Regions from separate parts of the Homo sapiens genome. Here all the other regions are linked to region 3. A link is a contact called in ENCODE Hi-C or POLR2A ChIA-PET data. All regions are on one chromosome and are shown on one strand. Each heading gives the region's core, a stretch centred on a gene start or an enhancer-like site at or near the end of the contact. The rest is flanking DNA. Distances are from core to core; before and after follow the strand shown. Region 1 holds the start of KDM4A (lysine demethylase 4A). Region 2 holds the start of TIE1 (tyrosine kinase with immunoglobulin like and EGF like domains 1). Region 3 has its middle 19 kb from the start of HYI. Region 4 overlaps CFAP57 (cilia and flagella associated protein 57).

What was found. A loop is a pair of places that touch in the nucleus more often than their neighbours do. ChIA-PET counts read pairs that join two places held with the same protein, here RNA polymerase II (POLR2A). Pooled maps may share reads with other maps.
Region 1: a loop to region 3 is called in a map of endothelial cell of umbilical vein, with 14 times the contacts of the local background. The contact joins the promoter of KDM4A here to the enhancer-like site in region 3. A Hi-C loop is called at or near these places in 1 of 168 maps with a recorded cell type or tissue (endothelial cell of umbilical vein) and 1 of 50 pooled maps. POLR2A ChIA-PET finds 5 or more read pairs at or near these places in 3 of 52 experiments (BJ, WTC11 and activated naive CD4-positive, alpha-beta T cell).
Region 2: a map of endothelial cell of umbilical vein shows a loop between it and region 3 (2.7-fold over the local background). The contact joins the promoter of TIE1 here to the enhancer-like site in region 3. A Hi-C loop is called at or near these places in 1 of 168 maps with a recorded cell type or tissue (endothelial cell of umbilical vein) and 1 of 50 pooled maps. POLR2A ChIA-PET finds 5 or more read pairs at or near these places in 2 of 52 experiments (Caco-2 and WTC11).
Region 4: a loop to region 3 is called in a map of endothelial cell of umbilical vein, with 11 times the contacts of the local background. The contact joins two enhancer-like sites. A Hi-C loop is called at or near these places in 1 of 168 maps with a recorded cell type or tissue (endothelial cell of umbilical vein) and 3 of 50 pooled maps. POLR2A ChIA-PET finds 5 or more read pairs at or near these places in 2 of 52 experiments (OCI-LY7 and Panc1).

Annotation. Positions count from the first base shown.
Region 1 is chr1:43,648,563-43,651,516 of GRCh38, forward strand. It overlaps KDM4A (lysine demethylase 4A), which reads left to right and starts at 1,587. Exons shown (of 22, transcript NM_014663.3): 1 at 1,587-1,690. RefSeq lists a silencer at 1,354-1,473.
Region 2 is chr1:43,299,710-43,302,409 of GRCh38, forward strand. TIE1 (tyrosine kinase with immunoglobulin like and EGF like domains 1) reads left to right here and starts at 1,273. Exons shown (of 23, transcript NM_005424.5): 1 at 1,273-1,420. The coding sequence starts at 1,363. RefSeq lists a silencer at 1,113-1,212 and an enhancer at 1,243-1,332.
Region 3 is chr1:43,471,713-43,474,462 of GRCh38, forward strand. No RefSeq gene overlaps it. Among named protein-coding and RNA genes, the nearest start is that of HYI, 19 kb to the left of the region's middle. RefSeq lists an enhancer at 102-1,301. Within about 2 kb of position 1,264, at least 8 of the 41 ENCODE cell types and tissues checked have a DNase peak (open chromatin) inside an H3K27ac peak, as active enhancers do; they include endothelial cell of umbilical vein, where a contact is called at or near this core.
Region 4 is chr1:43,238,225-43,240,924 of GRCh38, forward strand. The region is part of intron 21 of CFAP57 (cilia and flagella associated protein 57); the gene reads left to right. The region is part of intron 1 of LOC105378685 (a long non-coding RNA gene); the gene reads right to left. The region is part of intron 1 of LOC124904164 (a long non-coding RNA gene); the gene reads right to left. Among named protein-coding and RNA genes, the nearest start is that of TMEM125, 30 kb to the right of the region's middle. Within about 2 kb of position 1,392, at least 9 of the 41 ENCODE cell types and tissues checked have a DNase peak (open chromatin) inside an H3K27ac peak, as active enhancers do.

The sequences.
Region 1 (2,954 bases), core at 337-2,836, 180 kb after region 3:
ATTCTTCAGACTCGGCACTTTTGTGAGCCACTCAGTATAATCTATTATCTAATACTGTCGATTACCTTACTGGGTAAGGGCAAAAACCCCTATTGTGAAAGACTTGTGGCTGCGTAGCCAACGGCCATTCTTTTTGAAACAGTCATTTCTGTTTTTGAAACTATTTTTTTTAAAGATTTTTTTTTCAGTAGGCATGTACCCAGCCTGAGGCATAAATCATGATTGGTCCATAGCATTCTATGAAATATGTTCTTTTTGCCAACATTCATTAACTCTCATCTTTACAAAATTTGCAAGGCATTATTTTTTCCATTTTATTGATGTGAACTCCCAGGCTCAGAGAAGTTACTAGTTTTGAACACAGGCCTGACTCCATATAGCTCTTTCCAGGGCACTACCCCATTATTCATCCATGGTAATTCTGTATATTTTTTTATGACTCTGGTTGTGGGTATTTTACTTTCCTACTTGACCTTCCCCACTACCCTTGACAATCTGGGAATTCCTTAAGGCGACTCACTACCCCTCAGGAACCGCTCCTAATGACTTCTAGGAAGCCCCCTCGCCCTCCAGAAGTGCCTCTTCTGATTCCCAGGATGCCCCCCTCTCCGCCCCAAGAGCTGCTCCTAATGATCCCCCAAATCCCCGCTCACTGAGGAACTGCTTTTTTTTTTTTTTTTTTTTTTTTAGACGGAGTTTCACTCTTGTTGCCCAGGTTGGAGTGCAATGGCGCGATCTCGGCCCACCGCAACCTCCGCCTCCCGGGTTCAAGCGATTCTCCTGCCTCAACCTCCGGAGTAGCTGGGACTACAGGCATGCAACACCACGCCCGGCTAATTTTGTATTTTTTTTTTGAGTAGAGACGGGGTTTCTCCATGTTGGTCAGGCGGTCTCAAACTGCCGACTTCAGGTGACCCGCCCGCCTCGGCCTCCCAAAGTGCTGGGATTACAGGCGTGAGGGACCACGCCCGGCCAGGAATTGCTTTTTAATGACCCTAAGGAGAGCCTCCCTCATGGTCTGTCCTAATGACCCTCAGGGCAGCTTCCCTTCCCTGTTCAGGCTTGACAGCGAATGAGGGGTTTCCAAGGCCACGGGATTTTGTTTTGAAAACCGAGACACCCAGGACAAACCGGGACAAGACGGTCATCTTTTCAGCACTCCCTGAGCTCGGAAGCTGCCCCTAAGGGCCCCGACACATTTCCACGTTAGGCAAAGAGGATACTCATCCCAAGAAAACTTTGGCCTATCCTTTCGTTAGCGACATCCTATAGTAACCTCACCGCCCTTACCCATCTACCGGACCGGCCCACTTCCAGGTACTAGCTTCTTTCAACCCTGATTAGTTATGGGTGACCAGGAGCCCGCCTATGATTGGCCAGCTTCGCGATCCAGCTAGAGGCTCACTGGCCGCGGTCCCTAGTGGTACAGCGTTTCCTCCCGGCAACAGCCCGAGCCGGCGCTCATAGGCTGAGCACACTGAGGTCGGGACTGGGAGGTGGCTGCGGCGCGTGCTCATTGGCTGGTGTATGGCTTGCAGCCACCCTTGAATTGGTTGACTCTGTACGGCTGCGCAGATGCCGACTTTAGAGGAGGCGGAGTTTCGGCCTTCGCCTGCTGGAAAAGCAGTAGGATCGGCCAGTGGCGACAGCAGGAGCTGAGCCTAAGCCCTGGCGGGGCTTTGGGCTGTAGGTGAGAACTATAGGGTTTTGGAATTCTCGAGGATCATTGCCGCTGTAGCAGTGACCGTGAGTTTTGGTGGGGGAGGGGCGGTGGGGGTGGGTCTTCCAGCGGTGAGTGATCGGCATGTTTCTCGGCCAATAGGAGAAGGAGCTTCCAGAATGGGTTCTGAGATTGGTCCTTTCCAATCTTCAAGGCCAATGGACCTCGGGAGAGGGGGGCGGGTCATCTGGGCCTTATTTTCTTCTTCCTGCGGCCGAGCTTCACTCGCCAAGGCGGCGGGGCCGGGAGGGGCCGAACCTGTGCGCGGTGAGGTTCGGGGACGGTGGGGAGCAGGGTGCGCTGCCTTTGGAGTGATGCTCGCGGGAGCGGCTGCGAGGGAAGGGTGCGGGAGTCCGAGGGGGTTGTTAGCAACAGCTAGCTTTATTGAGTGGGTAAGTACCGGGCCTAGTGCTTAGTGCTTCGCTTGCATCATCTGAGCTAATCACAGCGACCCTGCAGGGCAGGGGGTTGGGATCCCCATTTTACAGGTGGAGAAACTGAGACTCAAGTCAGCTCACACAGCCAAGGTCACATAGCTAATAAACGGCAGAGACCGGATCTGTATTCAGAGTTTTGACTTCGGAGCCGGTGTTCTTGAATCTCTAGGCTTTGTTACTGATTGGGAGGGAAGGTGTCATGAAACGGGAGCTTTCCCCAGGGAACAGATTTGGGGGAAGGGAATCCTAGGGTTGAAGAAGGGATGAACAATTGAGGTGAGGGTGAGGAAATCAGTTTTTCAACAGTTACCGATTGCCTACTCTGTGCCATGCATTGTTCTAGGCATACAAAGATGAATAGGGGCAGAGGCTGATGAAGCCCATTAGGGCCCCTTTGAAGGCCCGGGGAAGGGCCCCAACATTGTATTCACATGATTGTATGTTTTTATAAAATGTGCAAAAGTAAGATATTTTGGATTCATTTTTCTTTTTAAGAGGGTCTTCAAAATTAAATAAACTTCGGGTTTCTCCACACTTGGAGCTGCCCTTGCAGAGGACTTAGTCCAGGTGGAGATGAGTATGTAAGCAGTATAGAGCAGTGGAAGGTGCACTTAAGAGTGGGCTGTGGGCAAATTTCCTGGTATGTAAAACAGGGAGAACAGTATACCTGCCATGCAAAGTTTCTGCCAGGTTCATGAAAAGCGCCTGTTTAGAAACACGCCTTATTTTTGATAGGAAGCCTAGGAGATACGGGTAACTGGATTTGCCTTCTCTCCTACCTTACACAGTTGTGCTCC
Region 2 (2,700 bases), core at 23-2,522, 170 kb before region 3:
AAAGTGAATGTGAGCCCGGTGCATTCAGAGGAGAATGAAGCCTTCACCCAGAACACACTCTGGGAAGATGTCCCAGGCCCAGGGGGAGGGTTTGTACTACCAGACCTAAGTCACCTAAACTGACACCAAGTCTCATCCATCCCAACCATTCCATTCCGGGTCAGAGGGGTCATCGATTTAACCAGCAAGGCTGCCCATCCAACGGTTGCTCCCTCTGCTCCCTGGAAGGGCCTCCTCGTGGGCGTTCTGTACCTACAGGTCTTGTTCCGTTCTGGGAACTGCCAGTGGTGGCAAGAGGTGGAGCAACGGGTGCCAGGGCAGGGAGAGGTGAGTCTGGGAGGGAAGCAGAGGCAAGATCCATGGGGCTTTAGAGACTTTGCCAAAGCAGTGCGACTGCTCCCAGGTTGTTGTCAGCCGTCAAGAGTGAGTGCACCTCCCTGGGCAGACTTCTGCTGCCCCAGTGCCCAGGAATAGGCAGGGGTTTGCCGCAAAATGAATGACACCTGGCAGACAATAAGCTGAAGCTTTCATTAGCAGCTTAAGCTGAGGACTATCTATGCAACCGATACTCCCTGTGTGCTCCCCGGGACTGCTTAATGTGAGCCCTTGTGGAGCGATTGGCACCAAGAAAGCAAGGACTAAGTCAGAAGTTCAAGTCCCAGCCTTGCCACAGCCTCAGGGTGCCCTCGAGCACAGCAAGCCTCAGTTTTCCCATCTGTACAATGAGAGAGGTACACAAGGTAGACTCGAAGGCTCTTTGTTGCCAGGGCCCTGTGTTCCTTTGAGTGTATGTGCTTCTCAGGCCCACAGAGGTCCTTTGTGTTTCGTATGTGAACTGCTCTCTAGGAAACCCATGTAACTGTCTGTGTCCTGGGGCACATACATGAGGACTCATGTGGGCCGTATTGTGTGTTTGTGCCGGGGGGAGGGGAGACCCCAGAACAATGTCCCCCACCCCACCCCCCTCCTCAATAGGCGGAAGCCACTGGCTTCCTCCCTTTCCTGCCTCCTGCCTCCTTTGTGCCAGCAAGACTGAGTACTGGAGAGAGACAGGGGATGGGAAAAATCAGTCCAGCTGTCCCCAGGTCTGCCCTTACCATAACCTTCCCCCCACCTCAAGTGACTCCTCCCAGGCCACACCCATCCCCAGCCTTGTGGGGGCCAGATTGGGGGGCCTAGAGGCTCAAAGGCAGAATGAGTCCTCCCACCCCCTACCCTGCCACCCCTCCCACCCAAGCCACCTCATTTCCTCTTCCTCCCCAGCACCGACCCACACTGACCAACACAGGCTGAGCAGTCAGGCCCACAGCATCTGACCCCAGGCCCAGCTCGTCCTGGCTGGCCTGGGTCGGCCTCTGGAGTATGGTCTGGCGGGTGCCCCCTTTCTTGCTCCCCATCCTCTTCTTGGCTTCTCATGTGGGTAAGTCTCCCCTGAGTCCCTCACCCCATTTCTAGGCCCCGAGGCCCTGATTTCTACCCAAGAAACCCTATTTTATCATAGAGACAGAAAGTAGGATGATGGTTGCCATGGGCTGCAGGGAGGAAGAAATGGGGAGTTTTGTTTAAAAGGTACAGCGTTTTTACAAGATTTTTACTTGGTTTTACAAGATTAAAAGAGTTATAAACATGGGGCCGGGTGCGGTGGTTCATACCTGTAATCCCAGCACTTTGGATGGCTGAGATGGGAGGATCAATTGAGGCCAGGAGTTCAAGACCAGACTGGTCAACATAGTGAGACCCCGTCTCCATTGTGTTTAGACTTTCGTCTTTTTCAAAAAAAAAAAAAAAGGATGGATGGTGGTGATGGTGGGACAACACTAGGAATGTATTTAATCACATTGGGTTATATGCTGCTTACAAATGGTTAAGATGGCAAAATTTGCCGGGTGTGGTGGCTCACGCCTGTAATCCCGGCACTTTGGGAGGCCGAGCGGGTGGATCACAGGGTCAGGAGATCGAGACCAGCCTGGCAAACATGGTGAAACCCCATCTCTACTAAAAATACAAAAATTAGCCGGGCGTGGTGGCAGGAGCCTGTAATCCCAGCTACTTGGGAGGCTGAGGCAAGAGAATCGCTTGAATCTGGGAGGCAGAGGTTGCAGTGAGCTGAGATCGCGCCACTGCACTCCAGCCTGGGCGACAGAGCAAGACTCATCTAAAAAGAAAAAAAGATGGTAAAATTTATTTTATATGCATTTCACCACAACAAAAAATTTTGGAAAACAAGCCCTATCATCACTGCCATCACTTTGATCCACTAGAAAGTGAGATCAAGGCCAGGAAAACACAGGCAAGTGCTAGAAATCACTGCAACCTGGGATCAGGGGAGGAGTGAGGAGTAGCCGCTGACTGTGTTGGATCTGAGGATCTGTGGAGGGCCATTTTCAGGGGGTGTTCATAGGGTAATTGTGTTGGATTCACTCAGTTGTTCACTGGACAAACATTTATTGAGCACCAACAATATTCCAGGAGTTGTGCTAAGTGCTGGGCCATTAGTTGAGAGGCTGGCAACACCTAGTCTGTACAATGAGATTAAATGATGCCAGCCTCCTATGGTTGTTATGGGGTTTAAATGAGAAAATGATGCAGAGCAGTTGGCACAGTGCACTGTGCTTGGTAAGGATTTCTGAGTAGGTGGCAGCTGATTCCTTCAGTCTGCTGGTCAGCCGATTAGAACACAGAGGCTGCCTTTGAGTGGTT
Region 3 (2,750 bases), core at 14-2,513:
GCAAATCAGAATCACCTGGAAGCCTTATTAAAACACAGATTTCTGGGTCTCACCCCTACAGTTTCTGATTCTATAGATCTGAGGTTAGGCCCAAGAATTTGCGTTTCTAACAAGTTCTCAGATGATGCTGATGCTGTTGGTCCAGGGACCACACCTAGAGAAGTGGCTGTCTACCATCCTCCCAATCCACTCCCTGACCTTTCCCTTGACTACCCTGACTGTCCACCTAGGCGGGGTTTTGCACGTCTTTAAGAGTACAGCTAGCTTTTTCTGGAGCAGGCCTTCTACTTTGTTATGGGCCTGAAGGTAATAAGAGGTAAGGGAGGGGACCTGAGGAGAGTTAGCATTAGCATATGGGGCAACTGCCCTGGGAACAATGATTGTAAGGCTTTTATGCAGAGGAGAGATAGCTCCTTCAGCCAGAATAAAAGGTTTAGAGGAGAACAGAGGTTCAAAAGTCTCAGCCCAATCAGGCCTGCCTTTCAGGCATCCTGTATCCCCTTCCTGTATCTGAGAGTCCTCCCCGAGAACCTTGCCTTGGCATAAAAGACTTGGCCGCGTTATGCATTTAATTGCTGCTGCAAATCTACAACTTTAACAGTCAGACCATAGACTTAGTTCTTAGCCATATTTACCCTTCAATTACCGGAAATAAGGAACCCCTCAGGGCCACCATGGAGGCATTCTGGTTTTCCATGCGTCTTTTTAATTGTATTTCCATAGCCTTGATTTTCTCTTTTTCCCTATATAAATTTCTTAGGATAGTAAAAAGAATCCAGTTGTTTCTACTATTTTTTAATCACTGTTGTTGCCATAGCAATTAAGTGCCGGCGCTACTTGATCTCTTAATGCCTTGCCCATCACCTGCATTCCCTCCCATGCTCCCACCATTGATAATGTGGGTAATGATGATGTCACCACATGCCATGGATTACTCACTTCCTCATTCTTCCCCAGCAAGGTTATCGCTGTGTTCCTCAAATACATGAGCAACGGAATTCCAGAATCCCATTTTGAGGAACTATTTTCTGATTTCACAATGGCTATGTCAGTCTGAGTTCAAATAGGAAACAGATGGCACACTGAAATTAGTATAATTCAAGGAGGCTTTTATGAAGGGGCCATTTATGAAGGTTTGGACAGGGTATCAGGGACTCACAAAGGATAATGTAATCATCCAGAACTAATAACAGCAGAATTACTGACATCCCTAGGCCTGAAGGGATGAAGACAGGGAATGGTTTCTGGAATCCAGAAGGAAATTCCTGCAGAGTGAGCCATGTGGAGAGCAGTAGTGACTTGTGGTCAAAGGACACAGCCAGCTCAGGACGTGTAAGGGAGCTCTGTGGCTGGGTATCTGCATTGGCTGAACCCAACACAAAGCCAGAAGGCAAGGACTCCACTGGCATAGACCATGAGGGGGCTCTCCTAGGAAAGCGAAGGGGGAGGAAGCGTGGAGAGTGGATTTGGCCTGGTGAATGTTCCCCTAAACTTTTTCCGATACTGTTACTGTTTATTTTTCTTCACATTTAAATCTATCGTCTTGCTCTTTGTTTTCTATTTGTCTCATCTGGTTTTTGTTCCTTTATTTCTCTGTCCTTGCCTTCTTCAGGACTAATTACTTTTATTATTCTATTTTTTTCCTCTATTACCTTGTTAGTTTTATTAATACATTCTTTTTTTATTCTTCTAGTGGTTACTATAGAGATTAAAATATCTCCTTACATCACTATGAACTCATGTTTAGTTTAATATAGACACAGATAATTACATCCAGAAATATGTTTATATATCACACATACATATATACATAGGCACATACATCATACATACTTGTATATGACATGCACGTATATATATACATGTGTGTGTACACAGGCTAGTGTACACACATATCTTCCCTTACTCTGTCAGCTGAGAAGGCCTAGGAGCAAAGAACACCCCTAGCATCCAGTTCTAATGCCATTCTCATAACAGAAACCGGGGCTCCTCAGAGAAATGGATGGCTCAAATTGAAACAGAAAATATACAGGAGGACCCTGAATCATATTGTAGTACCGGAAAGTAAAGGAGTGTTAAAAAATGTTGAGAGTATGCCAAAAGGACACAGGAGTCAAATCAAAGAGCTCCCAATGGTCAACGCTGAAAATTTTTAAGCAAAAAAAAAAAAAAATAAGTAAAATAGTACTGGATTATAACTCAAAGTATAAAATAAATATCCAAGACTCCAGACTGATATAAATGAATGACTAAATATGTAAATAAATGGGAGAGGAGAAATCTCCCTTGCACCACGATTCCAAATAATTTATGTAGATACTCTGCCCTTGAAAAGGAGGGAAAGAATAATACCCCACTCCTTAATTATGGGGTGTACATAGTGACTTCCTTCCAAAGAGTACACTATTGAAAGGTGAAATAAAATAATTTTACAGTGGAGAAACCTGACAAACACTACCTCTGCCAGGGGATCAAGGTCAACATCAATGGCGATAGGTCATGTGGATAGTGTGTTCTTCTTGATAGGATGTGATGCAAATGACACTTTACCACTTGTTCTTCCTTCCTCCCCCTAAAAACAGGTCACCCCAATCTAATTATGAGAAAAACATCAGACAAATCTCAGCTGAGGGACATTCTATGAAATACCCAACCAGTTCTGCTCAGAACTGTGAAAAACAAGGACACATGAATGTATATGTGTATGTCATATACATATCCATTTGAGAAACTGTCACAGCCACAAGGAG
Region 4 (2,700 bases), core at 142-2,641, 230 kb before region 3:
AGGCTGTGAGGTACTGCCATATTCTAAAGGCATCGACTCAGGCCATGCCATTAGGGGGTGCTGTAGGCATTCCCTTCTCTTCTCTGCTCAATACGGAGGTCGGAAAGACCTGCCAGGGTCATCAGTCAGTTCCAAAGGCCAAAGGCAGTCCTGGACAGCTTGGCAGAGCCCCTTTGCTTAGAAAGCTTTTTACATAAACAGTTTCACATCCCCCAAGACTTGGCACGTTGGTGGACCCCAGGTCAGATTTCCTCTGCAGCTGTGTAGACCTGGGTGGGGGTCTGGAGGATTGGAGGGGATTTTGGAAGTCAAACTGACAAGGGAGAGATCAGGAAGAGAAGGCTCGGCAAACCCATTGCATTCACATTTTTAATCCACAAAGCCATCCAAAGCAAAAACGGTCGACCTCAATGTGACCTCGGGACCCCTCGGAACACAGGCCACCCCAGAAAACATTTTGCAGGTAGCCCAACTTATACTTATTGGGAGTGTCCTTGGCCATCATACTATGTGAGATATTGGAATGGAGGTGACATAAATGTGAGGGGGGACAGCAGAGCCTGGAAAGCAGTAGTCACGGAGGAGCAGGGCTCTCTGGATGGAGGCACGACAGGGTTCAGACACCAGCTCTACCACTGAGATACGGCCTCAGTTTCCTCACAAGGTTGGTGTAAGGATGAACTGAGGGACTGTATGCATGCTGTTTGATACATTTGCAGTGATCCAATCAACCCTTGCAATTGTGGTTACTCTTATTATCGTTATCATCAAGCTCTTCCTGCCTTAGGTTCTGCTTGCCGCCTCCTGGCTCTGGGCCTGGAACACTCTTCTCCTCTGTCTCCCCTGGGGTTGCACACTGTCACACTGGGTTGGGCAGGGGCCCAACCATGCTTCAGCCTCTCATGGCAGCTCTGCAGTGGAGCCAAGCGGGACCTCCCATGCCTGGCACAGTGACCAGTATAAGCTTTCAGGAACTGGTTCTTAGATTACTTTTCTTACATGAATACGTGAATGAATGAATGAATGAATGAACAGAACAAGAGAGTCAGGCTGCACTGAGTGGTGGGCCTCAATCATACTCCAAAAAGGATCAAGCCCTGGAGACCCATTTAGGTAAGGGAGCATCATGAAGATGTCAGAGGTTGGCAGGGGGGTCAGGAACAGGCATTCACACCAACAGGTACCAGGAGCCAGAAATCCCAATCACAGTGACAGGGCTGTAGAGGGTGGAGGGGGTGGGGAGAAGCCAGGGCAGGGCTCCACTTGCCGGGGGGCCTTTACAGCAGAACAAGGGAGAACACTGAGAGCTGGTGACAAACCAGCAGGAAGGATGAACATCAGAATCAACTCAGACACAAAATCAATAGGACTCAGTGACAGAATGGATGGAGATGACCAAAAAGAGGAAGCAGCTAAAGATGCAAACTGTGAGAGAACTCGAATTGTGCTTTCAGTTTCTAGTGCTTATTCTGATGATTGTTATTGAGTTATTTAATGAGGATCAGGAGAAGTGAAGCTTAGCGAGGCCTACTGAAGGGAGAAATGGAGAGAGACCTCAAGCAAGCAAGCTTCCCCCTGTGGCTCTAAGACCTTCCCTTCTGTTCTGGTCTCTTTCACCTGTCCCTTATCCCTTGGTCTGTAACTTCCTTATTAGTAAGAATCTCATCTTATTCGGTTTGGTATCCACTGCATTAGTTATACATTTTCTCATCCATTTCACAAATATTTAATGAGCACCTCTAACATGCAAGGCAGGGTCCAAGGTCCATAACCCAATAAATATGTATTGAATTGATCATGTCATGATATAAAGTCTGCAAGGAGAAGGTCCATGGGAGGATCTAGCAGAGTTTTACCAGGCAGCATCTGGAAAGGAAATGCGGGAAACCTATCACTGTTATGAGACAATTTGGAACTGTAATGTTCCCCACCCTCCCTCCCAAACTGGGGAGACCGAAGAATGACAAGTCCAGCTTGGTGAGTAGATGAGTTTATTTAGGTCTTCCATGTGGGGCACTCCTGGGCAGCAGCAGGACAGCTCTAGAGACCTGCTTTGCCTCACATCGCTAAGCTGCTTTTAAGCTAATTTTCTGGCTCTTCACCTACTGTGTATGTGCCATGGGACTGTTTTCCTTAGTAGGTTTTCAGATATCTTCTAGGATGTTTGGATTCTCAGGGACACCTGCTCCACAGCTGGGCACCATGGCCTTGACTAACTGCCTGGCCTTGAGGGTTCAGACAGTGAACATACACCCTTAAGTAACCTGGTGGGGGACCCATCACACTACAATCAGCAAGGCCTGGGTTGGTTCAAAGGGTAAAGCATTCGATGGAGAAAACATCTGATTCAGAAACACAAGTACAAATCCTAGCATGAAGAATGAGGGGTTGACAATGAGGACTGGGCATTTCATCCGAGACAGAGAGATTTCATTACTATAAAGGAATACCTGAGGCTGGGTAATTTATAAAGAAGAGAGGTTTATTTGGCTCACAGTTCTGAGGGCTGTACAGGAAGCATGGCACCAGCATTGCTTCTGGTCAAGACCTCAGGAAGCTTTCACTCATGATGGAAGGCAAAAGAGGAGCAGGCGTGTCACATGGCGAAAGAGAGAGTAGGAGAGGAGAAGGGGCCGGTCTCGCTCTGTCGCCCAGGCTGGAGTGCAGTGGCACGATCTCGGCTCACTGCAAGCTCCGCCT